Linked DNA regions of Homo sapiens: region 1 is linked to region 2. A link is an interaction called in ENCODE POLR2A ChIA-PET data of the cell type or tissue named here. Cell type or tissue: A673. All regions are shown on one strand. Links, peaks and the distances in the headings refer to the core of each region. The heading gives the core; the rest is flanking DNA. Region 1 overlaps RERE (arginine-glutamic acid dipeptide repeats). Region 2 overlaps RERE (arginine-glutamic acid dipeptide repeats).

Region 1 (15,607 bases), core at 2,885-10,884, 97 kb after region 2:
ACGATGAAACCTCATCTCTACTAAAAATACAAAAAATTAGCAGGGCATGGTGGCATGTGCCTGTAGTCCCAGCTACTTGGGAGGCTGAAGCAGGAGAATTGCTTGAATCAGGGAGGTGGAGGTTGCAGTGAGATCATGCCATCGCACCCCAACCTGGGCGACAGAGCGAGACTCCGTCTTGCGGGAAAAAAAAGAAAAAAGTTGGGAAAGAGTTGATTTGTCCTGTTTTTCAAGGGAATAACTGTAGATTTCACTTTACTGAAATTAGTTAGAGACATTGTTATATTGACTGACAAGAGATTTCGTGGTACAATTTCCCACTGATCCATTAGGATTACAAAAAATTATCAGCTGTATGGGTGGCAAACACTTTTCTTCAGATTTTTCTTCAGTAAGATAAACCTCAATTCCAAGCATCACAGATTTTCTTGAAGCAGAAACTGTGCCTTACAAAAGTTTAGCACAGAAGCAGATGTTTTATGTAGTAGTGGAAGGGTTTAGAAATTGTTGTGTGGTCAGTTGTTTGGACTTCAGAATGCATTTCTCTATAAACATAAACAGGTTTTTTTTTGGCAAGTTCGTAAATGCTAGTTTGAATTTGTAATGTAGAGAAATACAGAAAGATCGTTCCTTTATTGCCCACCTTACAGATATGTGGACTTCCTTCCTTCCTTCCTTCCTTCCTTCCTTCCTTCCTTCCTTCCTTCCTTCCTCCCTCCCTCCCTCCCTCCCTCCCTTCCTTCCTTCCTTCCTTCCTTCTTTTTTTAAACTCCTCAGCTTGCTATTGACTGGTACCTCCTCTTCCCCCACAACAAAACAAAACTGAAAACCAGCCGACCTCCTCTGTGTGGAGATGGAGCTCTGCCTCTGCCCTCCTTTCAGAGGCCTCTGCCTCATCCTTTTCCATTTCCTATCCCACCTCTACCTCTTAACACGTCTCAGCCTGCTGTCTATTCTTTTTAGTTTTTGTTTTTAACTTTCTATTTGAAAATAATTTCAGACTTACAGAGAAGTTGAAAGAGTAGTTCAGGGAACTGCAGTATACCCTTCCCCCAGATCATGGAGGTAGTTAAAAAACCTCACGTTTTTACTGTTAAAATCATAGTATCGGTTTGAATCATGTTGGTTACCCATTGACTAGTTGTACGATCAGGTGACTTAATCTTTCAGAGTCCCACTGTCTTCACATGTAAGATGAGAATACTGATTCATTTGTTCCAGAGTCAAACCCAGGAATCCATACTCCTTTGAAGCACTTCTCAGGAGATTCTGATGGATGGCCAGCATTAGCAAATGAAGGCTTGTCCCCAACTCCAGTAACTAGTGTAAAAGTAGATCTGATCTTGTCCTTTGCAGCATGTGGAACTTCTTCTTTTTTCTTTTCTTTTTTTTTTTTTGAGACAGGGTCTCGCTTTGTCACCCACCTAGAGTACAGTGGCATGTTCAGGGCTCACTACAGCCTCGGCCTCTCTGTCTCAACCTCCTGAGTAGCTGGGACTACAGGCACGGGCCACCATGCCCTGCTAATTTTAAAATTTTTTGTAAAGACAGGGTCTCCTCCTTATGTTGCTTACGTTGAGGATGTGGAACTTCTGATGCAGTTCCAGGGTCTTTCATGTTTTTGAAACTTGAGTATGTTTACTTCAAAAATAGTTTTTGTGTTCTTCTATATTACTTAATTTCCTCCCTTCCCCAATACACAAATTAGGTATAATTTGTGTGCTTATATCCCTAATGCAGCTATAAAAGGCAGTTTATAAATTAATTTCAAACCAAACTACAAAACCAATAAAGTTCTGACTACCAACATTAATTTAATAGACTGGGCGATGATGTTGTGAAATAAGTAGCCGCTTGTGATGTAACTGTTACTGCTTCCTTATGGCCCATGTTCTTGGATGCTGGGATGGTGCCTGGTTTGTGTAGACGGCTGGATTCCTTGTAATGACTCGGTTTTCCTGTTGCTTTTCTTTCAGTTATTGCCACTCAGAAACCATCAGTGTAAATACAGCTTGCCATGAAGTGACTTTGCCTTTGTTTGGCATAAATGTGCCCTTGGCACATTGAGGCCATCTTGTTTATTTACCAGCTTGTGATAATTATGGTAGTACTACTTAGTTATATGTAAACTTAGAGCCAAAATCTTGTGCCTCTGAACTCTATTAATGAAGTTGTAAAACATGTAATTCCAAAAATGGATGTTAAAAATATTAAGGTATACATTGAAATGAAAAATAAAAGTGAGCCTCTCCTCTCCACCTCCCACTTCCAGTCATCTCTCGCTTCTGCCTGAGAGGCACTGTCAGCCAGCATCATTCTCACATCATGCCTCTGTACGTGTCTGTCCTCTTAGCTAGATTAAGAGAAGGGGCTGTGTTTCATTCACCTTTTTGTCCCCAGTGTCTGGAACAGCTCCTGGTTCAGAGAAATTGCCCCCTATCCATTGTATTGATAGTTTGTTTTAATTACAAGACAGAAAAGTCAGATTGATTTTTTTTTTAATCAGATGAAGAAATATTTCTTTTAAACCAATAAATTAAATGCATGGGACTGTTAACACAAAGGATAGCACTTAATACTGTCAAGAGAAAGATTGGCCAATACTAGCCAGAAAAATCTGCTGTGTGTAAGTTTTTTGGTTTTGTTTTTGTTTTTTAAAACGGAAGTGACTGTTGGGTGTCTCTCCACCTTGCTTTCTACCTCCCTTGTAAAGGAGAGGGGCACGAAACCAAACAAGTATTCCTGGCTATAGTTTTAGTAATTTTAGTGGGTAGACATCGGTATATAGCTCAAGTTTAGTTTTTTTTTTTTCTTTTTTTTTCCCCTGAACTATTGGAATTCTTATGGGCTTCTATAACTTATAAAACATATACATGCATATAAATTTTCCAGTGAACATAGCGTGAGGCTGTTTTATTATGTTTTCTTTTCCTTTTTTTTTTTTTGAGATGGAGTCTAACTCTTGTCACCAGGCTGGAGTGCAGTGGCGCAGTCTCAGCTCACTGCAGCGTTCACCTCCCAGGTTCAAGTGATTCTCCTGCCTCAGCCTCCCGAGTAGCTGGGACTACAGGCGCCCGCCACCACGCCTGGCTGATTTTTTTGTATTTTTAGTAGAGACGGGGTTTCACCATGTTGGCCAGGATGGTCTCGATCGCTTGACCTTGTAATCCACCCACTTCGGCCTCCCAAAGTGTTGGGATTACAGGCATGAGCCACCGCACCCAGACTGCTTTTCATTTCTTTATGTTTGGCCATTATGTAATGCTGATTTTTGGCCTTTCGAATTTTTATTAGAGAGAAGGGTACTGTGCTTTTACAACAGGTAAATGATTGCCACACAAAGGGTGCACTTTTGTTGTGAGGCTGCTGCCCTTGGTTGCAGCCTACAGACAGTGAAGTTTCTCTTCGATGCCTGATTAGAATGGAGAGCGCTGCTGCACTGCCATAGGGCCTTGTTAACGATGGATAGTTTGGATGGAAAGGCAGAAGGACCTAAAAAGGCAGCTGTCAAATGCCTTCGGTTCTCTCTAATAGAAGATGTGTGTCTGTGTGTGTGTTTGTGTGTGTGTGTGTGTGTGTGTGTGTGTGTGTGTGTGTGTTGACCTTGGACATGATGGCAGTTGGGATTAAGGTATCTCAATCCAAAGGATCATGGAAGGAAGATGTGTGTGTGTGTGTGTGTGTGTGTGTGTGTGTGTGTGTGTGTGTGGTGACCTTGGACATGAAGGCAGTTGGGATTAAGGTATCTCAATCCAAAGGATCATGGAAGGATGTTTGGGAATAACATCTTAAGGCAAATTACCAGCATAAATGATTGCTCCCACCTCCCACTCTCAAACAGTCTTGTCACCACAGTGACACCCACTGTCACGTGGTCTGTACCCCCCACTCCCTGGAAGGGGGTACTAATTATTCACAGCAACAGTGATAATGGATAGTAGGGTAGTGTAACTGGATTGGGGAACATTCCTCTCAGTGATGTAGTTTGATTTGTACTTGAATTAAAAAGTATTGGCTTGGCCAGGCATGGTGGCTCATCCCTGTAATCCCAGCACTTTGGGAGGCTGAGGAGGGTGGGTCACTGGAGGTCAGGAGTTGGAAACCAGCCTGGCCCACATGGTGAAACCCCATCTCTACTAAAAATACAAAACAGCCGGGCATGGTGGCGCACGCTAGTAATCCCAGCAACTTGGGAGGCTGAGGCAGGAGAACTGCTTGAACCCAGAAGGTGGAGGTTGCAGCAAGCCAAGATCACACCACTGCACTCCAACCTGGCTGACATAGCAAGACTCTGTCTCAAAAAAAAAAAAAAAAAAAAGTTTGGGAGACCGAGGCAGGCGGATCACAAGGTCAGGAGATAGAGACCATCTTGGCTAACACGGTGAAACCCCGTCTCTACTAAAAATACAAAAAATTAGCCGGGCATGGTGGCGGGCACCTGTAGTCCCAGCTACTCGGGAGGCTGAGGCAGGAGAATGGTGTGAACCCTGGAGGCGGAGCTTGCAGTGAGCCGAGATTGCACCACTGCACTCCAGCCTGGGTGACACAGCAAGATTCTGTCTCAAAAAAAAAAAAAAAAAAAAAAGTATTGGCTTGTTTTCAGTGTAATTTTTTCTGTGTTTTGAGTACTTTTTTAGTATTTAAAGATGCAGGGACACTTTTGAATTAATATTACTGCTAACTTTAGTATTTGGTTAATTTTCTCTGGAAGGTGGGGGACTTTCTGATCTTCCTATGTCAGGATAAGGAAATAATGACTGATTTCGCTATCACTTCCCCCTGGCTTTTTCTTTTGTTACTGGCATTGTCTTGGATATATTACAAATATCCACAGATGTCCAGAGAATTGGCACAGCTATTATTATGATTTTCAATCTGCTCTTAAGATACTGAGCAGATTTCTTAACAAACAAGTTGGAAATGCACAAAGATATCTGATGAATTGTTAAAAAATTCTTAAAGAAAAACAGCTGGCAAATGGTAATTGATAGATAGATGTGTTTAATCTGTAGGACTTGAAGTGCTGCTATGGTGTATTAGTCTGTTCTCAGGCCACTAATTAAGACATACGGAGACTGGGTGATTTTTATAAAGGAAAGAGGTTTAATGGACTCTCACAGTTCCATGTGGCTGGGTAGGCCTCACAATCATGGTGGAAGGCAAAGGAGAAGCAAAGGCACATCTTAAATGGTGGCAGACAAGAGAGTTTGTGCAGGGAAACTCCCATTTATGAAACCATCAGATGTTGTGAGACGTATTCTCTACCATGAGAACAGTGTGAGGGAAACCGCCGCCGTGATCCATTTATCTCCACCCAGCCCCCGTCCTTGGCACGTGGGCATTATTACAGTTCAAAGTCAGATTTGGGTGGGACACAGCCAACCATATAATATGGTTACTGTGGTTTAAGTAGGCAGACACATCTGTGAGACCAGGAGTTTCTCTACAAATGGATGAGGAATGGCACAGAATCCTAGGTGACAGTTTAAGGATTGCATGGCAGAAAAGGCTCTGTGATTAAATTCTCTGATGTTGTCACTGAGCTGTAAGGCTGGAGATAAGACTGTCTCCTTCTGCTGAAAATAAGAATCAATACTCACTCCTTGATGGGCTAAACTATTAAAAAGAGCCCTTCTTACAATGTTTCATTATCTGGGATTTGCCTCAGCTGGTGATTTGTTGGTGGCACAGGGAGATTTGTGAGGCATTTCATATTAAAATTAGTCAGTAGCCGGTGAATCCCTTTAGATAATTCTCTTCCGTTTTACAGTGCTCCTGAATAGATTTGTGATTTATTTTTGCCTAAGTAGCTTTGTGTTTTTTTGGAATTATTAAAAGAGGGTTGGACATCTATACACTTTTTTTAACCTTGTTTTTCCTCATATTCTCTGTGTTTAACAGTTTAGTATTGGCCTTAGCAAAAAACATCAAATATATTTGCGTGGTACATTGACCTGACACTTGATTAACACACGTTGAACTTGATGTTTTTCCCGTATGAAGGAAGTTATACAAGAAGTTGGCCTTGCTTTTTTCGTTGATTTTAACCGTGGACAGGGTTGGGGTTGTTAATTGTTAGGTGGCTGGTAGGATTTCAGCTCCTCGATTGAAAAAGAAAAACAGCCCATCTCGTGAACCTCAGTGACCAAAAGAAATGGTCACTGTGTCATTTGGGTGCTTGTTGTGTCTCATCCCAGTGTAGTGTGATGGCTAGGGAGCAAAGAGAAGGCGAGCCTCTGAGGGTGACCCCTGCCCCGCTGTCCGCCAGGCTGGGAGAAGTTCTGCAGGAGGTCCTGTCATGGGCAGTGCTTACTGGGCTTGTCAGTTGGAACAGCACAATTGCAGTCTGCTGGGGGATGTTTGCAGCCTTCTGCCTTCTGTCTAAGGAGAGTTAAGACTCTCTACTTCAGTGTTTTGAAGTCAGTGCTGTGGTATATTTACATTCTGCTGGTGGAGACAGTACTGTTCATGAAAGATTTTTTGGTTCAGCCTCAGGAAGAGTATGGGCAAAGCTGTGTTAGAAGACGTTGATCTCTGTAGCAAAACCATGAGGTGAGGCTAAAGAACAGTGTAATCTCACATTTCTGCTTCCCTGAAAAACTCATCAGATTTAAAAATCCTTTTCTCTGGCATGGAGGGGAGAGGGTTGAGTGGGAAGGGAGACTGATTAACAAAGGACAGAAAGAGACAGAGGTCTTTGAAATCCAGATGGTCGACTTCTAGTAACAGAGCATTGGATGTGGTTTCTGTGTGTGGAATCCAGCCCTGGTGGGTGTCCAGCTGCCATGAGAGGCTGTGGAGTGAGGGAGGACCGTCCTGGAAGAAACAGAGTCAGGTCTGGTTCCTGTGTGAGAGTCATTGGAGAGAACCGTGCTGCCTCAGAACGGTGCAACCCACCCAGCACCCAGCTCCGTGACGTTGCTTCTGCTGGAGGGCCGGGAATGCCCTTCACGTCCCACCTGTCACCTGCTGGAATCAGCGCCATCTTCTCATAGGTGGTTAACTGTTTTCTCTTCTCTCCAGTGTGTTCCTGGTTGGATGTTTCCTGTTTCCCCTACCAGATTCACAGCTCGTATGTTCGTTCCTGCTTAGTCCATGGGAGGGAGTCTGGGAGCAAGAGCGAGGTGGCAGTACAGCAGGCTGGCTTGCTGTACGCTTTATAATTCCAGCGAGGAAATCTTTCGAATACACACTTGCATTCTGTCACAGTAATGTGGAGAACACATCTAGGGTTTTCAGCTTGTTTTATTCAGCTGCCTGGAGTAGTTAAAATTTTTCTGAGCATATTGCTTCCCCCAACCCCATGAGGCGGGAAAGAGATGTTTAGAGACATATTTCTCTTTTAGGAAGAAATGCAGAACCACTGAGACCTGGACAACTGTTGGTCTTATTTTCTGCTTGGATGAGATACCTTCCTGCTATTTCTTAAGGAAATATAGTTATCCATCCTCACAGTCACAGCTGAATACCAGGCAGTTGGTTGAGTAGTGAGTTCTTCTGGAAGATGGACGGGAAAACTGTCAACAGGATTGATCATTAAAAAAAAAAAATCCAGTGAAATGTTTATTTAAAAAATTAATTGAACTCCCTTGCTTTTAGAGACTTGACTATTGTCCAGATCAGATCTTGTTTCGAGTGTGCACATTCATATATAACAGGGCTGTGAATCAGACTGGGAAAGCCTGTGCTGCAGACATTCTTCCCTCCCCATGACAGCAAACACAGGACAGGGGGTTCTTAGCACGTTGTCAGATAAATTCTTTTCTATCTGCGTGTTTTAATTATGGAATTTTAATGTTGATTTTCATTCTGTTTTCCAATCCCATATATTTTTTCCTTCTCATTGGCTTATTGTGTGGGTTATCATTTCAGTGACCTGGTTTGACAAGAGGCAACACAAATTTCTTTGAGAATTCAAATGTCCATTTAAAAATTAGCATCAGGGGCTGGGCACAGTGGCTCACACCTGTAATCCTGGCACTTTGGGAGGCTGAGGCAGCGGGTGGATTGCTTGAGTTCAGGAGTTCGAGACCAGCCTGGGCAACATGGCAAAACCCCGTCACTATAAATAATATAAAAATTAGCTGGGCATGGTGGCACACACCTCTAGTCCCAGCTGCTTAGGAGGCTGAGGCCAGAGGGATCAGTTGAACCTGGGATGCTGAGGCTGCAGTGAGCCACGATCACGCCACTGCGCTCTGGCCTGGGTGACAAAGGAAGTCCCTGTCTCAAAAAAAAAAAAAAATCAGCATCAGTACAAATTAAATGATTAAGCATTTGCTGTTTTAACTACATATGAGAGAGATAACCCAGTTAACTTTTCCTTTTATTGGCTCGTGCCCTGGGCATCTGTCATGTTAATGCTTTTGACCTTTCTTAAAGATTATTAAAGGTGAAATTTCTTGCAGGTCAGGGGGATTTGTACTTGAACACCACCAGGTACCTTGTGGCAGCGCTGTTTCCAAAGATAGACACGCTGTGTGGTAAATCTTTTCAGTTAATTCATTAGAGAAAATTGTTTTCTGGCCAGGTGTGTTAGCTCACACCTATAATCCCAGCACTTTGGGGAGTTGGAGATGGGAGGATCACTTGAGGCCAGGAGTTTGAGACCAGCCCTGGCAACTTAGCAAGACCTTGTCTCTACCAGAAAAAAAAAAAAAAAAGCCAGACATGGTAGCTTGTGGCTATAGTCCCAACTACTTGGGAGGCCACAGACAAGAGAATTGCTTGAGCATAGGAGGTCCAGGTTATAGTGAGCTTATGATTGTACTACTATACCCCAGCCTGGGTAACAGAGCAAGACCCTTAGTTAAATTAAAAGAGAGAGAGAAAGAGTAATTTATTTTCCTACAGACTAGGTTTGTCTGTAAGAGAAAATATCAGTGCAATTCACTGGATTTTAATGTCATATTCTGACTTGTGTCTGAGAAACTGATTGGAGATGGTTTGTATTTGGGTCAGCTTTTTAAAAGACAAATCTTATGTCTCATGAATTAAGACTACATGTGTATACACAGCAAAGTGTTTATGAGGCAGAAAGCTTGCTCCTACCAGTTTCTAGAGGAGAGCTATCCTGTTTTTTGCTGCTGCTCAGCCAGCTGATTCTGAACATTCTTACTATTGGTTATTTTTGTACTCAGGGACAGCAAGCTTTTCCTATTAGGGGCCAGATAGTTTTTTCAGTTTTATTTTCTGTATGGCAACTACTCAACTTAGCCATAGACAATTTGTAAACAAATGAGCATGACTGTGTAGCCGTGTTTCAGTGAAACTTTATTTTACTGAATCACTTTATTTCTAGTGGATCAGTAGAGTCCAGGTGGTGTCTGGACATGGCCTGTGGGCCTGTAGTTTGCTGAAGCCTGAGCTGGTATAAACTTTTGGGGATTAGTGCCCTGAAGGAGTCACTCCAAAACTTACTTGCTTTCTTCATTGTAGCCTTGTGCCTGTGTAAGGTTTGAGGGTCATTTGCAGAGTTAGTGGGAATTGCATTTCTTCTTTCCTATATTATTTGAGTTGATGCATCCTTTTTTAAAATATATCTATATCTCTACCAATACATCCCTCTAACCACTCCTCCTTCCATTAATTGTTTTTTGTATAGTGTACTAGTGGATAGGTATTGTAAGAACTCATTTTTACTAATGATCTTTAAGGATTTTTATAACATGTTTAAATGCTAGGAGCAATTAAATATTGCTTAAACATGCTTTTTCATCTTTTTTCTTTGGCAGTTTGTTTCTGAAGGGAAAATATGACAGGAAAATATGTACATAATAAAATACAATTAAAATAATACATTAAAATAAATACATAAAATACATAAATACATAAAAATAAATACATTAAAATAATACATAAAAATAAAACATTAATAATAAAATACATTAAAGTTTGTCTGAATTTTTCTTGTGTGTGTGTACTTTTTTTAATGTTGTAACAAAATATTCAGGACAACAGAAAAGTTTTTATTGGTATTTAATGATAAATATAACTTTTCTGTTTAATATTTAACAGTTAAGTATGGATATGGACAAATGCTTTAGCATTTTTTTTTTCAGATGAAATAAAATGGTTGATACCCACATAGGCAAAGAAATTTTACCCAAAGAAAAGTTAGTCCACAGTCACAGATAACATGGTAGATCCAAACCAGCAGCTTTTTTTTTTTTTTTTTGGACACGGTCTTGCTCTGTCACCTAGGCTGGAATGAGTGGTGTGATCATAGAGCACTGCAGCCTTAAGCTCCTGGGCTCAAGCGATCCTCCTGCCTCAGCCTTTTGAGTAGCTGGGACCACACAAGCACATGCCACCACACCTGGCTAATTTTGTAATGTTTTGTAGAGATGAAGTCTCACTATGTTGCCCAGGCTGGTATCAGGCTCCTGGCCTCAAATGATCCTCCTGCCTTGGCCTCCCAAGGCACTGGGATTAACAGGTGTGAGCCACTGTGCCTGGCCCCCGCAGCTTTTTAATAATATGCTTTTGCTCATCAGGGCCTCCTGGAAGTGAGTGGGGATGGCTCTCTGCCAACCTTCTTTACCATCAAAAGAATGGTTCAGAGCGCATCTGATTGCCAGTGATTCTCAGAAGTCTTATTTATGCTAAAGGATAATATGTTACTATTAACCATGACATTATTATTCAAACTGTCTTAAACATTATTATTTATTAATATATTGTATTTACATCTAGTATTAGTTGAGACTATATGTTATATGTAGAGGCTCAAATGTTGAGACTATATTGTAGTATTTGCTCATAGTTCACTTGCTATATTGCTGGCTAAATTATTATAAAAATTGTCTGTGGTTTCTGCGCCTCTGTCTACTTTCACAGATGCTTTGTTACCACTGTAAAATGCAGTACATTCTCACTGTAGCCATTAAATCTGATTTTATATTAACTAGTTGACTGTGACATTTTTGTTGTATCTTTCTACCCAGTGGCATACACATTTTATGTAGTTTGTTGTAAGTACACACCTCTGATCATTTACAGCGTATTTTATGTACAGTCGTGATGAGATGATTTCACTTCATGGAGAGGTGAGTTGTTTTGGAAAGGGTACCTAGCTGGCTTTTGTTTGCGGGTCTATACTTGCTGGCTGTGTTACTTTAGACAAGCTATTTAACCTTTTAGGACATTAGTTTCCATAGCTGTCAAACCAAAATAATACCCATGCTACATGCTTCATAGGGTTATTCTCATGTGAGAATAAAAAGCGATAATGTAGTGCTGTGACATTTTTGTAGTGGTCTGCAAAATGGGAGCGTCAGTTGTTGTTCGGATTGGCTGTTTATTATATAACCCCAAATCGTAGTTGTTTAAGATAAACATCTATGTTCTCATATAAAATGAGGTGTTTTCAGGGTGTGCTGCCCCGGGTTGGTAGAGTGACCTAAACCTCAGGTATCTAGTCTCCTCCTGTCTGCCCCGGTGCATGGTTTTCTTCTCAAGGTCTCGCCATGGTCCCAGATGGTGGCTGGAGCCACAGCCCCTAAAGTCCATGCTCTAGACCAGTGCTATTCAAATGGTGGCTCACCAATAGGACTGTTTGCTACCAGTCCACCAGGAGATGAATAGAGAAGCTGAAAGTATCTGTTTAGAAACTTTTCTAGCCGTTTAACATTGTAAAAATCACTGCTCTGCAGTGGATTGGGGGACACTGGTCCTCCATCCCAGCCAGGCAGCTGAAGGAGGGTGTATTAGTCTGTTCTCATGCTGCTAATAAAGCCATACCTGAGACTGGGTCATTTATAAAGGAAAGAGGTTTAATTGGCTCACAGTTGCACATGGCTGGGGAGGCCTCACAATCATGGCAAATAAGGAGGCAAATAAGGAGCAAAGTCATGTTTTACATGGTGGCAGGCAAGAGAACGTGTGCAGGGGAACTCCCCTTTATAAAACAATCAGATCTCATGAGACGTATTCACTATCACAAGAACAGCACACGAAAGACCCACCCCCATGATTCAGTCACCTCCCACTGGCTCTTTCCCACAACACATGGGAATTATGGGAGCTACAATTCAAGATGAGATTTGGGTGGGGACACAGCTGACCCTTATCAGAGGGGCACACAGCAAAAGCTATTTTAGGCCCATTCCAGAGCTTTTCCAGTAGCCGTGCCTAACAACTTTGGTTTACTGTGCTCCAGTAACGTAGGTGCTCTGTTATTATGGAAAATGGGGAGAATGGACGTTGAATGGGGAACAAGCACTCTCTGCCACAGTTGGACATGTCTGAAACCAGTCGCACCATTCAGCACAGAATGAGATCCACAAACAGCCCAGTTCCTGAGTAGTAATGACCCCAAGGTTGTAGCCATTTCTTGGGATTAGGAGAACTATTGCATATCTCAGATGGAAAAACATGTGAAGAATACCAAAACAGAGTAGAATGATAGAAGAGATTACATGGCGATTGTAGGTAAGAACAGTTTCAACACGTTTTACATGTATTTGTATTTTAATGATTTAGAACTAAATTTATGAATTGAATTTCTGTTCATTTTCTTAAACAAACATGGATTATCTCCACGCAAATATGATTAAGTTTGATTCTCCTAGGATAGGGTGTAAAAGTAGAACTCTGCGCAAAGATGACTTTTTTCTTTTGAGATGGGATCTCACTATGTTTCCCAGGCTAGTCTTGAATTCCTGGCCACAAGCATTCTTCTCACTTAGGCCTCCCAAAGTGCTGGAATTACTGGCGTGAACCACTGCACCAGCCAAAGATGGCTTTTAAAAGATTTTTTTTTAGGCTGGATGCAGTGGCTCATGCCTGTAATCCCAGCACTTTGGGAGGCCGAAGCGGGTGGATCACTAGAGCCCAGGAGTTTAAGATAAGCCTGGGCAACGTGGTGAAACCCGATCTCTACAAAAAAGTACAAAAATTAGCCGGGCATGGTGGTATGCACCTGTAGTCCCAGATACTTGGGAGGAAGAGGTAGGAGGATTGCTTGAGCCTGGGGAGGTCGAGACTGCAGTGAGCCAAGATTACAGCATCGCACTCCATCCAGCCTGGGTGACAGACAGAGACGGTGTCTTTAAAAAAGAAAAAAAAAGTACCTTTTGCTGGTTTGGAAGGGCAGGAGCCTGTTATGTCTTGCATGTAAATGCATTTAGGGTGGAAGTGTAGTAGGGAGGGTTTTAAAGACAAGTTGCTAAACATGAAATGGCCTGTGATTTAGTTAAATTGTTGATGTTTTCAGTTGTATTTCTTTGTTCCTTTTCATTGAGGAGGGAAGTACTGTAAAATGTCTTTACTGTGAAGGTACTACTTCACATTAGCATTACAGTGTTTTTTCCTTCTATAAAAATCTTTGTTTCCTTTCAGTGTGTTAAGCCAAAGTTTATTAAACCCTCACCTTACGTATCATTTTATAGTAGGCACCTTTAGAGGAAGGGATTAAATGAATGGTAGCAGCATCTTTAAGACAGGATCTGAGTTCTTTCCCTCAGCATGTGCAGATTTCTGTGGGAAGGGCAGGACATACGTTAGATGTGTTTCACAAGAAAGCAGTGCATTTGGCATAGTAAGTGTGAACTGCGAAGGAAGCATGCGTGATGGAACCTGTCAGTTGATAATGCTAAGGAGGAGAATTTGGAGTGAATTTGGAGTTGGCTTAGACAGGTTTGAAAAGGAGAGAAAAGTGGATTCTAGGTGTAGAAACTAGTACTCCTAAGTCTTCTTGGTTTAGCCAGGAGGCAACTGCTTCCTGGAGTTGTCGTCCTGTGGATAATTTCCAGTCACTAACTGGATTTGGATTGTGGGAACATGTTAGGGCAGGGTTCATTAGGTGGCTATATAGACAGTTTGCATTTTGCATTGAAAATAGGTGATGATACTTGGATTTTCATCTAATGGCATAAATTGGCTTTTCTTTTCTTTTTTTTTTTTTTAAAGCAAAAAGAGTGCTGATGGCCATTTGCAATTCACTGTCAATGGGTGGTCAAAAACAGCCAGTGGCTTCTGGGAGGGTCAAGATTTTTCTTGCTTTTACACCATCTTTCTCTTGACCATTCTTTTTGTACAATATATAACTTTTCTACTTGTTTTATCCCAGAAAAGCCTCTTCACATCAGTAAGTTATTTATAGAGAAAGGCGTTCCTTATCTGGCAGCTCAGGTGGTTTGATCTTTACTTTCTTGTTGCCCCGTGGAGGCTGGGACATGATGTAGTAGATCTGATGTCAGCGCCACAGAAATCTCTTGCAGCCTTCTCTTCAGAGTCTCAGTTGGAAGAGGTCTGCTGGCTTTCCTCTTTATAGTGAACACACATTTGGGAAGCTTGTGCTCAGTTCTTAACATCTGATATAGCCAAGTAACTTTTCAGTTGCTCCACACACTGATGGAATAATACAGTGCAGTCGGGATAGTTTGCAGACTCTTTCTACTCAGCAGTTCTTCAGCTGTTTCTAGAAAAAGAAACTGCTAGAGGATTCTGGGTGAGAGCAGGCGTGTGGTCCCTCAGAGGGAAGCAGCAGCTGTGAATCAGCGTGGCTGAGAAGGCTGCAAGAGTGGGAAGAAGTCAAGGAACCTCACAGGTAAGTGAAGGAAATGCAATTCAAGGACTAGATTTTCCAGAACAGCAAACAGACAGTGTGCCTGGAAGCCTTCGTATTTCGTAAGTGTGGACTAATTAAGATTTTTAAAATTTCAGGTTCCAATTTGGAAAGCTTAAAGGCATAGTTTGTATACTATTTCCAGCAGCATAGGTACCAGAATGAGAATACCAGAGGCACTAACTTGGCCTTTGAGGGAACATGACCGGTGGGCCGCACTGCATTTCCATTTGTTCCCAGGGCATCTCTGGCCTTCAGCTGAAGTCTCTGCAGTTTCATAAAATTTGTTTCCTGAGTTAATTTACCTCCCCAAATGGAATTTAAGCCTCTTGAGGGAGAAAACAGTTTTAAACATTTCTGACATTCTCTGTGGTCCATAGTACTGTTGAGTGTGGATTGTGGACTCTTTTTGATTTGATGGCTTTGTGCTGTATCCCTGAGTGGTTGACTCATTTTTTGTCAGGTGTTCGAATGGCACCTATTCTGGGAGGTTTTTCTTACCATTTTATTCAGGCCCCACCCCTTTTCCTTCTTAGTCATTTTCTAAGATACTGCTCAGTTTTCATATCTTTATTGTTTTTATGGCACTGATTATCATCTGAAATTACCTTGTTGGTTTGTTTACTTGTTCTGTCTGGCCAGCTCTCAGATGGATTTACCCCAAAAGCAATGGTGGTAGGAGTGTTCCTGCAAGGGACTGACTTAGTCCTGAGGTGGTGCTGATTAGGATTCCAAAGAAAGAAGCACTAAACAGCAGGGCAAAAAAAGCATTTATTAGGGGAACTTACACACAGAGGGCTGTACCACACTTGCGATAGACATTGAGACAAGAGATGTTCTACCTAGATGTGTCTATGAGGAGGGGTCAGGTTATAGAGTTTATATGAGGGTTTGAGGAATTCGATTCGTGGTCGGAACCAGTTTCTGTGAGTTTTGCCACATTTGGTCTTGCAGTATTTCAGCAGTGCCTGGGAATGGCTAAGCCCTCAGCTTGGGCTCAAGCCTTCAAGGCAAAACTTGCAGCTGTCCAGGTCACAG
Region 2 (15,607 bases), core at 4,379-12,378:
GGCATTAATATTCCTGGCAGAAGCAGAGGCAGCTCTAGGATGTGTGAAATGCTGATCACTCACAGGGATGCGCTGCCTCTTTAATATCTTGCTTGCAGATGCATTTTCTAGCTGACCACGCTATTAAGAGCTGCCATCAATCACGCAGGCTCCCAGTTCCGGCTGTCGGAGGGGAGGGAGGATTGGAGCGGGTGGAGGCTGGCCAAGCAACGAAGGAGATAAAATTGCAGCTGGCATTGTGTGTGCGCGCGCCCGCGGCGGCGGCCAGCAGGGGTGCGCGCGGAGCGGGCTGGGCTCCAGCCCGGGTTTTGCCGGCCGCCGCCGTCGCGGGGAGTCTGCTCTTTCTCTCCCGGCGTCTGGGTCACCGGCATGTGGCAGTGCTGGCCCGGCCTCCCGGGCTGAAGGAGTGCGAGCTGAGTGCCGCGGCCGTGGGCAGCAGGCTCGGGCCAGGGCGGCCGCCTCCCTAGCCGCGGGCGGGGCCCCGCGCGGCCACCGCCTCCCGGAGCCGCCAAGCCGCCGGGACCTGCGCCCGCGCCGCGGTGCCCTGCGGCCGCTCAGGCCTCCTTTTGTTTTAGCAAGTGCACTTCACTCCCCGGGCCCCCACCTGCCCGCCTGCGCCGCCCCTTTCCGCGGGTCCGGAGTTGGCGGGGCCCTGCGCCGGAGGAGGAGGACCAGGCCCGCGGGCTCAGCTCTCGCCGCCAGCGGGCCGCAGGCAAGTGGCCGGCGGCCTCGTGCGTCGAGGGGGACGCGAATCTCGGGCCAGAAAGTTGGACAAGTGCGGGCGGGGGGCTCGGGGTGGGTGCACGGAGTGTTCCAGCCGACCCTAGAAAGATGGAACTCGGGTGTTCCTAAGAATGATGATGGCTTTCCAGGAACGGGGAGTCAGTATTTGCCGTGTCCCATTGCATTTCTGTTGGGCTCACTAGTTTTTAAGTAGCCCCAAACTCTTGAAATCTCAGTTAATTAAATCGAACAGAAAACATTTTTTTGAGGGGGGAGAGAAAACACTATTTAAAAATACATGTATATGTATATATTTTTATTTTTTTCTTCTGAAAGGAAAGTGCTTTTGAAGCCGAGTATAATGCAGAAGTCGCTCTTTGATCAGAAACTTCATTGCTTTACTGTGGAATAAACAAGTTTAAAAATAAAATGAATTTGATGGACTTGATTTGAGGCTACTTAAGTGACAAATGAAATTTTCTTCTTGGACCGAACTACTGTTATTTTGCCAGAGTAGCTAAAATGCGGAGGTACTCTTGACGATTGTTTTACGTTTAAATTGTTAAAAGAATTTTTTAGTGTGGGATGCTGTCTTCCTTGTTTCTCCTCTCTTGTTTACTCAACTCTTGTTTTCTGAAACTGTAGGGAGACCTGCTTGACCACTTTTTGTTTGCTGAGAAGGAAACTCCTGTAATAGGTTACTTTGTTTTACTTGCAGCCCTTAAGCGTCCCTGGCGCACATGTGCCCCGCGCTCTGTGGGCATTGTTTGGCTGGAGGCCTCTCAGCCACACGGAAAATCTAAAAAATGGTCTGTGAATGAACACGGGTGTCTACAGAGAAATTCCATTTTCCCTTTGTGCCTCTGTGTTTTAAGATTGAGACACTGAGTAAAAGTTGAGAACAGATTTAACAAAGTCCTCACAATTCTGTGCCAAAATTACTGTTTTGAGTTCTGGCTTTTTTTTTTTTTTCCTCTTTCTGGAAACTCCAAATTTAAAGTAGACATGATTTGAAACCTTACAGATGGGAACAATATCCCATGTAAGCACGTTGATCTGTGGGCAATTATTTCCAGAAGCACAACCAACTCTACATTTTTATGCATGTGTTAGACTTGGGCTCTGAGAGGCAGTTGCCTTTCTGAATATTTACATTGCCTAGTAAATTACACAAGGCAGATTTTTAGATGCTTAACAGCAGCTTCACAATAGTGTGGGGGCAGCAGAGTTGAGCTTGTATTTTTTTTTTCTAACTCTGTAATTTAGTAGTGTTTAAACTATTTTATAAAGATCCCTGGGACCAGTGAAAGATGGTTTTTCAGTCCAGAGCAGTTGAGCGCTCATTGTACTCCGGCAGGCGCTGGCGCTTGGCAGGCTGCACTTGAAATGTTATTTGATCTGGTTGCATGATAGAATTGACCAAGATTACACTTTTTCCCTCCCCGTGGCTGATGAAAGCAATGCATCTGCGAGAAGTGTTCAATAACATATTTAAAGACTTAACCCACATTCATTCACTCTAAGATTTCCAGAAAAAGGCCGTTTAGATTTTTGTCTTGTTTTGTGGTTTTTGCATTTATGAATTGAGGCAAGAGCTGACGTAATGTAGCTGTACCACTTCCTTTGTGTGTGTGTTTTTATAGCGTATAGGATATGTTACAATCTACATGGTTGTGATTATTTTTGAAATGCCTGAGAGAGGGAGGGAGGGAGTGTGTGCGTGTGTGTGTGTGTGTGTGTGTGTGTGTGTGTGTGTATTCCCCTCACCCCCATCCCGGTGCCTTCAGCTATATGGCAATTCATTTTTTACATTGTAGGTTAGGGGAGGGAAGACTGTGATGGTAAACCCCATCAACGTATCAGTAAGGCTCAGTGAATTGCCTGTGTGTGATGCAGACTAGCTTTTCATTTTAACTAGTGCAACTGTGTACAGCTGTTAGGTCAGAATGCATTGGCTGCTCCTACAGGGTAGTTTTATCTTACACTGAAGGTTTTATGGACTTGACTGGTTGTGTTTCTTAATCCCTCTCCCATGCCACCGTGCTTGCTTTTAAGCAAGTGATAGAACAAGACAAGCTTTTGTTTACTTATTTAATAGTTGACTTGTGAGAGATTTATTTTTGATTTTGAGGAAATTGGTAAACCATGTAACTTATTAGTAGGTATTATATTTACCATGCTTTTCCAAGGCCAAAGGGTTTTGCTTGCTATTGTGTAGGCTGAGAAGCCGATGGAGCCATCCATTTTATAATGACATAGGAAGCCAATATTTTGTGTAAAAATCAACAATGAAAAATGGGTTCTTTGTTAACTAGTCTAGGATTAGTTTGTAAAACTCAAGCAGAAATAAATGTTGGCATCATTGGAGATAAGGTGGCTAGAATGTTTCCCCCTTGTCTCTTACCTCTCGTTACATTGTACAAAAGGACTTGAGCAACCCATTGACCAACAGCAGTTTGGCCATGGGCTGGGTGGCACATAGAAGCTTTTAGACGTGTCTGCTCAGGGGCATGTGTGGCCAACTTGATATTTTATAGTGTTATTGTTTCAAGTTATTAGAAAGTATTTATGAGTAGATTTGAGTCTTTTCAGGCTTTTCAGGCTGTAACATAGATTGTAATGTGACTGACATGGGTTCTCAGTGGTCTGGTCTCTTTACTGTCTGCTTTCCTGTTGAGTAGATACTACTGTCCAGAGCTGTTATTATCTACTGCATTTATTTTTATTTTTATTTTTTTTGAGTTGGAGTCTCACTCTGTCACCCAGGCTGGAGTGCAATGGCATGGTCTCGGCTCACTGCAGCCTCCGTCTCCCGGGTTCAAGTGATTCTCCAGCCTCAGCCTCCTGAGTAGCTGGGACTACAAGCGTGTGCCACCACGCCTGGCTAATTTTTGTATTTTTAGTAGAGATGGGGTTTCACTATGTTGGCGAGGTTGGTCTCGAACTCCTGACCTTGTGATCCACTCGCCTCGGCCTCCCAAAGTGCTGGTATTACAGGCATGAGCCACTGCGCCTGGGCTATCCATTGCATTTTTAAAAAGGAGCAAAAGTCGTAGAAACAAACTTGATTGAAATCTGTTTATGACTAAAGCTGATATTATAAATGTGGTACCTTTGTGTCAGAGGCCCAGTTTGCTGATAGAAGATGGGGGCTGAGGGTTGTTGGGGCGGAGTGGGATCTCGTGGGGGTGGCTGGGTAGAAAGAGAGCTTGTCTTAGACTAAGATACTTTTTAATTCATTGGAGAAATTGGTCCATCTTCAGACAACCTGGAATGAAGCAGTAGAGTGCAGTATTTTCTAGAAAACGTGATAATTTCATTGTAACTTATATAGAAAATGTTTTCTCTAATTAAAAGAAGTTAAAACATTCAGATTGGCAACAGACTGCTGAATCCAAGGAATAATGGAGGGAAGTAGGTATCCTACATCCAATTCAAACAGGTTATATCACAAGTTCATTTGTAAGTCTTTTTCCAGGTTGTTATCCAATTCCACATATTAATGATGATTGGGGTCTTAGACTTTCCCTCTAAAATCTAATTAATCCATGAAATAGTTGACATACTTAAATATTTGTAATAAAACAGAATAATGTTGATGCTTAGTCAATAGGAAAATTAGCATAATTTTACTCAATTTTTAATGTTATCATTGAACTCTGGTGTAATTCATTAATTTATTCAGTACAGCGTAGTGGTAAATAGTTAGGCTGTCTGAGTTTGAGTTCTATTCTTAGTTTACCACTTACTCACTGTGATACCTGGGGTAAGTTATTTAACCTCTGTGACTGTTTTCTCATACCAGAAAATAATGAGTCTACCTAGAGGGTTTACGAAATGCTTTAGGACCATGCTTAGCATGGGAAAACAGTGAATAGTTAACATAGTGAGCACTAATTATGTACTAGGTACTGTTTTAGTTGCTGAAGATACAAAAAAGATGAAGTCTCTGTTCTCATAGCATTTATTTTCCAGTGGAGGAGGACAAAACAAATAAAAATGAGCATGATGATTCGTGAAACTTACAAACATAATTTCTGAGCAGGTTAGTGAGCCATGATTGCACCACTGCACTCCAGCCAGAGTGACAGGGCAAGACCCTGTCTCATTGAAAAACAAAAAAGAAGAAAACATTTAATTTTAGAGTATTAATCAGAAGCTTCTTGTTAAGATAATAAGAATATAATGGGTAAGTATGGGAGATCATTATAAAAGTAAAGTGTTGGGGCCAGGTGCAGTGGCTCACGTCTGTAATCCTAGCATTTTGAGAGGCCCTATTGGGAAGATCTCGATCTCTGGAGTCCAGAAGTTCAAGACTAGCCTTGGCAACATAGCGAGACCCTGTCTCTATCTATTAAAAAAAATAAAAATAGAAAAAGTAAAGTATTTATGCTGTTAATGATTTGAAATAATCACTTGTTCTAAAGCTGAACAATTAGATTTGTTTCTCATATCTTGTTTTCCACAAGATGAATGAGCTTTTGTAGTTGTAGTTTTAAGAAAGGGTCCATTTATATGTGACTGGTGGGCTTCAAAGGAACAAAAGAGTGTAAATATACTGTGCATTTGAAAAATCGCTTAAGTCAAAAGCCTCCAGATGGTGTGTGCTGCTGTGTTCACAGCTGTATTTACCAGTAGCTCACCACATTATCTACCAATAATTTTAAAATAGCTGGGTAGAAACAGTGGTATATTCAGCAGTAGTGACTTGTGTGCCTTTTAATAAAATGACAGTGAAAGTACCTCCTTTTGCATGTTCTTCAGGATTTCTTAGTTGGGGCAGTTTATGTTTTGCACAAACAACCTGAGTTTACATACAGAAGCAGATAACCAAGTTATTTTTATGTGGTGGTCTCTCAGGAATGAGGCTGGGGAAATTCTGCCGATCTGTATCACTCAAAGATGTTTTTGTTTTACTCACCAGCTTTATAATTTTAAACATTTAAAAAATGTTAAATATAGGCTACTCTGCCTAAGGAATAGCCGTTCTTTATTCCTTTGCTTTCTTAATAAACTTGCTTTCACTTAAAATGTTAAATATATGTAATTGATAACTTATACATAAATAATATTATAAGGTGAGTCTTGTGTGATGACATTCTTTGGCATTACCAACAAAAAAAGACAGGCCTTTCAATACCCAGATCTACTCCCTAATATGAACTTTTTTTTTCTATTCCAAAGATTTAATACAAGTTCTTTTGGAAGGACTCAAAATTTTAAGTCTTATTATTTTTGGCCACAGACACTACTGTTCATTTGCTTAGTAAAGTGAATGGCTTGCATAAGTTACATGTAAAACATAGAAAAAGAGTTTAGAACATTATCCAGGAACTTTAGAAAGTTGTGTGTGGTAGGTTGGGTGTGGTGGCTCGCGCCTGTAATCCCAGCACTTTGGGAGGCCGAGGCGGCGGATCACGAGGTCAGGAGATCGAGACCGTCCTGGCTAACATGGTGAAAAACATTTTGTAAAAATACAAAAAATTAGCCGGGTGTGTTGGCGGGTGCCTGTAGTCCCAGCTACTCGGTAGGCGGAGGCAGGAGAATGACGTGAACCTGGGAGGCGGAGCTTGCAGTGAGCTGAGATCACGCCACTGCACTCCAGCCTGGGGGACAGAGTGAGACTCCGTCTCAAAAAAAAAAAAAAGTTGTGTGGGGGGGGTGTGGTTGGGGGAAGAAAGATACATGTGTATTTATTTATTAATTGATTAAATTATACAGAAAAACCTATATCTAGATTGAACATTTGAACAATTTTTTCTTTTTGTTTTTGCTGTTTATTTCTTACTGTTACCTTCTTTTTTGAGTGGTAGGAAAATGACGCAGACAAGTTTTCATCTTATGTGTATGTTTTTTGGCTATTTACCTAGGCAGCTTCCTTAGCCTGTGCTCTTTCCACAGATCATAATTCTTAACATAGGTTAGAGTAAATGTTCAGTAATGAAATATTCACCTTTCTCAATATGTTAGATGTTCATGGAAAGGACTCTTAACAGTATTTACTCTTAAGTGTGTTGGGTGCAGGAGCAATTTGAGTTTGGATCTTATTATTTTTTTCACTAGTACCTCCATTACATTTTATTTACTTTTTTTTTTTGATAATTTCAACTGTTTTTATTTTATTTTTTATTTTTGAGATGGAGTCTTGCTCTGTTGCCGAGGCTGGAGTGCAGTGGCGCAATCTCAGCTCTCTATAATCTCTGCCTCCTGGGTTCAAGCTATACTCCTGCCTCAGCCTCCTGAGTAGCTGGGACTACAGGCGCCTGCCACCATGCCCTGCTAATTTTTGTATTTTTAGTAGAGATGGGGTTTCACCGTGTTGGCCAGGCTGGTCTCGAACTCCTGACCTCAGGTAATCCACTCGCCTCAGCCTCCCAAAGTGCTGGGATTACAGGCGTGAACCACCGCGCCCAGCCTTGTTCGTTTATTTGTGAGAGTGTCTCACTCTGTTGCCTAGGCAGGAGTTCAGTGGCACAATCTCAGCTCATTGCAACCTCCACCTTGCGGGTGCAAGCGATTCTTTTGCCTCAGCCTCCTGAGTAGCTGGGACTACAGATGTGTGCCACCACACCTGGCTAATTTTTATCTTTTTAGTAGAGATGGGGTTTTACCATGTTGCCCTGGCTAGTCTCCCAACTCTTGAGCTCGGGTGATCTGCTCACCTCTGCCTCCCATAGTGCTGGGATTACAGACGCGAGCTACCGTACCCAGCCTGTACCACATTTTCTTTATCAGTCCATCATTGGTGGGTTCCTAGGTTGATTCCATGTCTTTGGTATTGTGTATAGCGCTGTGATGAACATACGAGTGCATGTGTATTTTTGGTAGAACGATTTAATTTCTTTTGCATGTATACCTGGTAATGGGAAATCTCCAAACTGCTTTCCACAGTGGCTGAACCAATTTATGTTCCCACCAACAGTGTATAACTGTTCCCTTTTATCCACAGCCTCACCAGTGTCTGTTGTTTTTTGGCTTTTTAATAATAGCCATTCTGACTGGCGTGAGACGATATTTCATTGTGGTTTTGATTTGCATCTCTCTGATGATGAATGATGTTAAACATTTTATCATATTTGTTGGCCACTTGTATGTCTTCTTTTGAGGAATGTCTGTTAATGCCTTTTGCTTAGTTTGTAATGGGGTTATTTGTTTTCTGCTTGTTGTATTGTTAAAGTTCCTTATAGATTCTGGGTATTAGACCTTTGTCAGATGCATGATATTTAAATATTTTCTGCTATTTTGTAGGTTGTCTGTTTACTTTGTTGACAGTTTTGTTTTTTTGAGTTGGAGTCTCACCCTGTTACCCAGACTGGAGTGCAGTGGCGTGATCTCAGCTCGCTGCAACCTCCACCTCCCAGGTTCAAGTGATTCTCTGCCTCAGCCTCCCAAGTAGCTGGGATTACAGGCGCTCACTACCATGCCTGGCTTTTTTTTTTTTTTTTTTTTTTTTTTTAGTAGAAATGGAGCTTCACCATGTTGTTCAGGCAGATCTCAAACTGCTGACCTCAGGTGATCCGCCCCCCTGGGCCTCCCAAAATGCTGGGATTATAGGCATGAGCTACCATGCCTGGCCCTTTGTTGATAGTTTCTTTTGCTGTGCAGAAGCTCTTTAGTTTAATTAGGTCCCAGTTGTCAATTTTTGTTTTTGTTGCAGTTGCTTTTGAGGACTTAGTCATAAATTATTTCCTAAAGCCAAGGGTCGGAATGGTGTTTTTTAGGTTTTCTTCTGGGATTTTTACAGTTTGTGGTCTTGCATTTAAATATTTAATCCACCTTGAGTTGATGTTTATATATGGGAAAAGGTAGCGGTCCAGTTCTGCATATGGCTAGCTAGCTATCCCAGCACCATTTTTTGAATAGGCAGTCCTTTACCCATTGCTTGTTTTTGTCAGCATTGTCAAAGATCAGATGGCTGTAGGTTTATGACTTTATTTGTAGGTTCTCTATTCTGTTTCATTGGTCTATGTGTCTGTTTTTGTACCTGTACCCTCCTGTTTTGATTACCGTAGCCTTATAGTATAGCTTGAAGTTGGATAATGTGATGCTGCCAGCATTCCCCCCCCCCCCTTAGGATTTCTTTGGCTCTTTGGGTACTTTTTTTGGTTTCATATGAATTTTAGAATTACTTTGTTTAATTCTGTGAAAAATGACATTAGTAGTTTGATAGGAATAGCATTAAATCTGTAGATTGCTTAGGAAAGTGTGGTCATTTTAATGATTCTTCCAATCTATGAGCATCAAATGTTTTTCCATTTGTGTCATCTGTCATTTCTTTTTTTTTTGAGATAGAGTCTCGCTTTGTCACCCAGCCGTGAATGCAGAGGTATGATCTTGGCTCATTTCAACCTCTGCCTCCCGGGTTTAAATGATTCTCCTGCCTCAGTCTCCCGAGTAGCTGGAACTACAGGCATGTGCCACCACGCCCGGCTAATTTTTGTATTTTTAGTAGAGATGGGGTTTCACCATATTGATCAGGCTGGTCTTGAATTCCTGACCTTGTGATCTGCCCGCCTCAACCTCCCAAAGTGCTTGGATTACAAGCGTGAGCCACCCCGCCCAGCCCACCTGTCATTTCTTCTAGCAGTGTGTTTTAGTTCTCTTTGCAGAGATTTTCCCCCTCCTTGGTTAGGTGTATTCCTAGTTATTTTCTTTCTTTATGGCTATTATAAATAGGATTGCATTCTGGATTGGCTCTCAGCTTCAACATTATTGGTGTATAGACATACTGCTGAGTTTTGTACATTGACTTTGTATCCTGAAACTTTTACTGAAGTTGTTTATTGTACCAGGAGTCTTTTGATGGCGTCTTCAGGGTTTTCTAGGTATAGAATCATATTGCCAGCAAAGAGCAGTAGCTTGACTTCTTCTTTTCCTGTTTGGATGCCTTTTATTTCTTTCTGTTGCCTGATTGCTCTGGCTAGCACTTCCTGGCTCTTTGAATGGAAAAGGAGAACTAAAAGTGCGGAAAATGTAAGGATTAAAGCAATCTGGCCTTTTTTTTTTTTTTTTTTGGGAAAGAAAATTGGTGTTGTTCAGTTTTGCTAACAGGCCTAACATTTAAGCATTTAGATAAGTAGCATTTTATTTTATATGGTAGATTAAAACATTAAAAAATTTTAAAACATTAAATCAGTAGACTAGTTTTTAGAATGGTTTTGGGTTTGCAGATAAATTGAGTAGAAAGTACAGAGTTCCCGCATCCCCCCTAACTCCCAGTTTCCCCTATTAACATCTTGAATTAGTTTGGTACATTGTTATTGTTGATGAGCCAATATTGATACATTATTTATAACTAAAGTCTATAGTGTATGTTAAGGTTCACTCTTGGTGTTATACATTCCATGGGTTTTGAAATGTTTCATAACATGCATCTACCATTACAATATCATATAGAAGAGTCTTTACTGCTCTAAACATGCCCTATGTTCTCCCTATTCATCCCTCCCTCTCTGCCCCCAAGCCCCTGGCCACCACTGATCTTTTTTAATATCTCCATAGGTTTGCTTTCCAGATGTCATATAACTGGACTCATACAGTATGTAGTCTTTTCAGATTGGTTTATTTCTCTTAGCAAAATGTACTTAAGGTTTCTCCATGTCTCTGTGAGCATGATAGCTCACTACTTTTTATCACTGATAATATTCCATCATGTAGCTGTGCTGAAGTTTATTTATCTGCTTACCTACCGAAGGACATCTGGATTGCTTCCAGGTTTTGGCAATGATGAATAAAGCTGCTTTAAGCATCTGTGTGCAGTTTTTTGTGGTGAGATAAGTTTTCAGCTCCTTTGAGTAAATATGAAGGTGTGTGATTTCTGTGTCCCATGGTAAGAGTATGTTTAGTTTTGTAAGAAACGGCCATGCTGTCTTGCGAGGTGTCTCTAGCATTTTGCATTCCCACAAGCAATGAATGAGAGTTTCTGTTGCTCCACATACTTGCTACCATTTGGTGTTGTCAGTGTAGTGGATTTTAGCCCTTCTTAGTTATTAAATTTTTTTTTTCATATAACTGCTCATTTCCGATGCCAGCTCTGTTACAGTTTTTATTTTTCTCTACTATTTGTCATGGAGCAGGAGAAACGAGGACCATAAATCTTATGCATTACATGTGCCTCATACTCTGTCTTGTAAGCGGAAAGCATAAACTTTAGATGTAAAAAGGAATAATACAATCTAATTAGATTTTTAAATGGGCATAATTCTGGTAGAGTGATAGGTTAGGGTTCATGTAAAATATGCTACACTAAGCCCTTTGTATTCTTGGCTTCTGTGTCCACGGATTTAATCAACTGTGGGGCAAAAATGTTTAGAAAAAAGCACAAATTAAAAAATATAGCGTTTATATTATATTAGGTATTATACGTAATCTAGAGATTCTTTTTAAAGTATACCGGGCCGAATACGGTGGCTCATGCCTGTAATCCCAGCACTTTGGGAGGCCTAGACGGGCAGATCACTTGAGATCAGGAGTTAGAGACCAGCCTGGCCATTATAGTGAAACCCTGTCTCTACTAAAAATACAAAAATATTAGCCAGATGTGGTGGTAGGCGCCTCTAGTCGCAGCTACTCGGGAGTCTGGGGCGGAAGAATCGCTTGAAATGGGAGGCAGAAGTTGCAGTGAGCTGAGATCACACCACTGCACTCCAGCCTGGGTGACACAGTGAGACTCCATCTCAAAAAAAAAGAAAAAAAAAAAGTATATGGGAGAATGTGAGTAGGTTATATGCAGATACTATACCGTTTTATATACGAGTGTCTGGATATTGGTATCTGTGGAGGTTCTGGAACCAGTTCCCCTTGGATACCGAGGGATGACCGTAGTATGAATTTGTTAGTGGTTCCATGTAAGTGTTATTTCCCCTCAGTTTCCCTGTGTTCTTCGTTTTCCAAAACATTTCATTTTATAAAACAAAGGGATGCTTTTCAGTTTTTAGAAATAAACCCATTCTGCTAAGGTCCTTATTTGCTAGATCTATGTAGAGTTAAATGTTTGTATTATTTTCTTTCTTTATTGAGGACCATTTATTTTAATGATCAAGGAACTCAGAAATGCAGAAGATTTGGTCCTGTCCTTGGAGCTTGTAATATATCCAGTAATAATTGCAGCAGTGCATATTCAGGGGCTTACTATGCAACAGGTACTGTGCACTTCTTAGAGGAGGTTAGAACTACTTCCAGGGTAAGCTAAGTTAGAGCGTTTGACTCTGCATTTATCCAGTACTAGCTACTTGTTGGAATTTAACATCAGCCTAATTGTGGCATATAAGTACCCAGTGCCTTGGTTGTTAAGATGATTTGGATAGGCTCTCCTGATGGTTATGTAGTTCATTAATTCTTGTTACAGGTCCTTAACTTTATTTTTATCAGGGACTTCTTTGAGTATTGGTGTAATATATGATCTTTCTCCCAGAACATAATTTGTGACTGTTTGAGTACATAAATTGCAGATGGTTTATGTAGCCTTTGAAGCCTATCCATGAACCCTCTCATTAAGAACTCCTATTCTGGTGAGCCCTAGATCTATGTTTGAATGACTAGGAAGGCTTTGCATTTCTTATTTTTGGCAGGTTTGCTTTACTTATATTGATTTGAGGCCATTGACTTGTGCGAACACTTGTGGAACAGTGTTTGTGTGTACTGAATGGTTTATAAAGGGGTTCCCAAGGCTGCTGTTGACCGTATTAAACTGCTTTCTTTATGAGGACATAGAGATAAACTTTTCTTAGCTCTTAGTACCAAAAAAAACCAGACCTTCTGAGCATGTGGTTTGTTTTCTAACTTACAGATTTAGAATCCTGTAACTCATCAAGTTTCCTTTGAGCCATTTGCTTGTAAAATTTTGGCCGGCCGGGCACGGTGGCTCATGCCTGTAATCCCAGCACTTTGGGAGGTGGAGGCGGGCAGATCACAAGGTCAAGAGATCGAGACCATCCTGGCCAACATGGTAAAACCCCGTCTGTACTAAAAATACAAAGATTAGCTGGGCGTGGTGGTGCGCGCCTATAGTCCCAGCTACTCAGGAGGCTGAGGCAGGAGAACTGCTTGAACCTGGGAGGCAGAGGTTGCAATAAGCCGAGATTGCACCACTGCATTCCAGCCTGGTGACAGAGCGAGACACCGTCTCAAAAATAAATAAATAAATAAATAAAAATAAAAAATAAACTAAAATTTTGGCCACATCTAACAAAAGGTACAAAATGAACATGAATACATACTTTTATGTAGCAGCTCATTCATGGTTTCATCTTTTAGATTCTCCTCCTCTTCTATTTTTTCCTTTGTTCCAAGGAAAAGAGAAGCAAATATTGTATAATTAAAAGTAAAGGCTTTGTAGCCTGTGTGACCCGTGAAACTAGGTGTGTGACCTAAGGAAACTATCCACAAAGGTAAATACTTAATACTTCTTAGCTATTATTCTCCACCAAATACCCTCATCTGTTCTTAAATTTTATTTTACATTGTCTAAATCTCAGTAAGCTACCTTCAGCCCCCTTTAAAGCCATCCTTTCAAACTATCTTTCTCTCTCGATACAAAGATTTAATTTCTGCCTAGAGACAATCAGTAAAGAAATTGTGTAGGCGAGTGCCGTGGACTGAATTGTATTGCCTCAAAATTCCTATGTTCAAGCCTTAGCTTTCCGTTCCCCAAGTGCTATAGTATTTGGAGGTGGAGCCTTTGGAAGGCAGTTAGGTTTAGATGAGATCCTGAGGGTGGGGCTCCTCATGATGTGATTAGTGTCCTTATAAGAAGAGGAAGAGAGACCAGAGATGACCAGTGCTCACTCTGACATGTAAGGACACAGCCCCAGAAGGTGGCCATTTGCAAGCTAGGAAGAGAGCCCTCATTGAGAAAGTGAATCTGCTGGCACCTTGATCTTGGACTTCTGAGACTCCGAAACTGCAAGCGATAAATTTTTGCTGTTTAAGCCACCCAGTCTGTGGTATTCTGTTATGGCGGACTAATACAGAGCATAAATTTTATACCTGCAGAAGATGATCAGTATGTTACTACAGAGACTGAGCTTTTTGAGAACGAAATGAGGATTATACTTCTCTTGGCAGAAGACTTTAGACCTACTGAACAGCCTTTACTGGCCTCTAGTTCCATCCTTACAGCTGCCTTCTGAAGGAGGCAGAACAGATGTTAGCCTCTCAGGTTACACAAAATGAGATGCAAGTGTAGGGCAGTTCATTGAGTTTCCCACATTTACAGTTTACATTTTGGAAGTGGCTAACTAAGCCTGTTAGTAGTTTTTTTTTTTTTTTTCCTGTATCCATTGCTCCTTCGATGGGCACCTTAATTTGTCAGTCTTATAATCGCTTTGCTTAGAAGAATATAACCTTTATTTTTAGTCCCTGTGGTGATTTGATTTTCAAGGTGAAGAACTCTCTCACTTCTCACATTCTGGCATGGGAACTGAAACTTCAGTGGGGAAATTATTGAATTATCTTTCCTGTCTCAGGGAAAAAATATGAATTCCTTGGCCTGCTGTTTAGATTTGAAGTATAAAATTTCTTTGAAGTGTCATAACTCTAAGAAATGTGATATTACCTGAATTAGTACTTGTGATATTGTATCCTTTCATTTTTATACAGGTATTGGTTTGTTACTCAGTCTTGCTGATGAATGTCTGTAATAGGATAGAGGAGTTATTTGTGGCTATCTACAACCAGAAAATTGCTGTTTATTTTAGTCAAAGTGATTTGAGTATGTCTTCATCAAAGGGATAAAGCAGGAATGCCAGAAACTATAAACTTTAGTCAACTAAAGAAGAAAAACAACCAAACCAAAGGCCAAAAACTCCATCCTTAATTCTGCCCTTCATTCTGAAAGAATTCTGAGTCTCTACAAAGTTTATATTCATAAGCTGTCAGAACATACTTAATTTGCTCCATTTTCCATTGAAATTTCAACAAAGAAACTAAAAAAAAAATCAAATTTTTACTTGATAAAACTATTTCTTTAGATTAAAAGCTTGGAATAGATTTTTAAAAAAGCTTTATTGAGAGAAAATTCCTATACGAGATAGCTCACTCATTTAAAAAGTATACAAATCAATGGTTTCCAGTATATAGCTGTTCCTTGACTTAAGATGGAGTTGTGTCCCAGGAAACCCATCCTAAGTTGAAAATACATGTCGAAAATGAATTTAATTCACCTAATCTACCAAAATCCATAGCTTAGCTTAGCCGATGTTACACATGCTCAGAACACTTGCATTAGCCTACAGTTGGGCAAAATCATCTAACATAAATCCTATTATATAAGAAAGTGTTGGATATCTCATGGTATATATGTATGAGTGGATGAATGGATGGACAAATGGACAGACAGATAGATGTTTTGCCCAGTGGCACGATCATAGCTCCCATGCTCAAGTTATCCTCCCACCTTAGCTTCTGGAGTAGCTGGGAGGCTACAGGTGTGTGCCACTATGCCTGGCTAATTTTTTAATTTTAATTTTAATTTTTTTTTTTTTGAGATGGAGTCTTACTCTTTTGCCCAGGCTGGAGTGCAGTGGTACAATTTTGGCTCACTGCAACCTCCACCTCCTGGGTTCAAGGGATTCTTCTGCCTCAGCCTCCCAAGTAGCTAGGATTACAATAGCAGGTGCTGCGCCCAGCTGATTTTTGTATTTTTAGTAGAGACGGGGTTTCACCATGTTACCCAGGCTGGTCTTCGACTCCTGAGTTCAGGTCATCCGCCTTTGCCTCCCAAAGTGTTGGGATTACAGGCATGAGCCACCATGCCTGGCCTTAAATTTTTTGTAGAGATAGGGGTCTCATGTTCTCCAGGCTCCTCTCAAACTCGTTGGTTCAAGCGATCCTCCTGACTTGGCCTTCCAAAGTGTTGAGATTATAGGCGTTAGTCGCTGTGCCC

The links. Peaks named below come from ENCODE experiments on the same cell type or tissue, not always from the same donor. Only the 100,000 strongest peaks of a DNase experiment are listed, where the experiment ranks them.
Region 1: POLR2A ChIA-PET joins it to region 2 with 11 read pairs; 6 of 35 experiments call an interaction of 5 or more read pairs at or near these places.

The regions. Positions count from the first base shown.
Region 1 is chr1:8,589,729-8,605,335 of GRCh38, reverse strand. All of the region lies in intron 4 of RERE (arginine-glutamic acid dipeptide repeats), which reads left to right. Among named protein-coding and RNA genes, the nearest start is that of SNORD128, 100 kb to the right of the region's middle. RefSeq lists enhancers at 807-946, 1,257-1,356, 6,405-6,904. In A673, for the core only: CTCF peaks have their summits at 6,891 and 7,098; DNase peaks (open chromatin) are centred at 5,635 and 7,105; H3K4me3 peaks cover 1,455 bases; H3K27ac peaks cover 7,497 bases.
Region 2 is chr1:8,688,160-8,703,766 of GRCh38, reverse strand. The region is part of intron 1 of RERE (arginine-glutamic acid dipeptide repeats); the gene reads left to right. Among named protein-coding and RNA genes, the nearest start is that of RERE, 120 kb to the left of the region's middle. RefSeq lists silencers at 114-733, 2,449-2,548, 10,303-10,597 and an enhancer at 12,588-13,088. In A673, for the core only: no CTCF peak of the experiment used is centred there; no DNase peak of the experiment used is centred there; H3K27ac peaks cover 728 bases.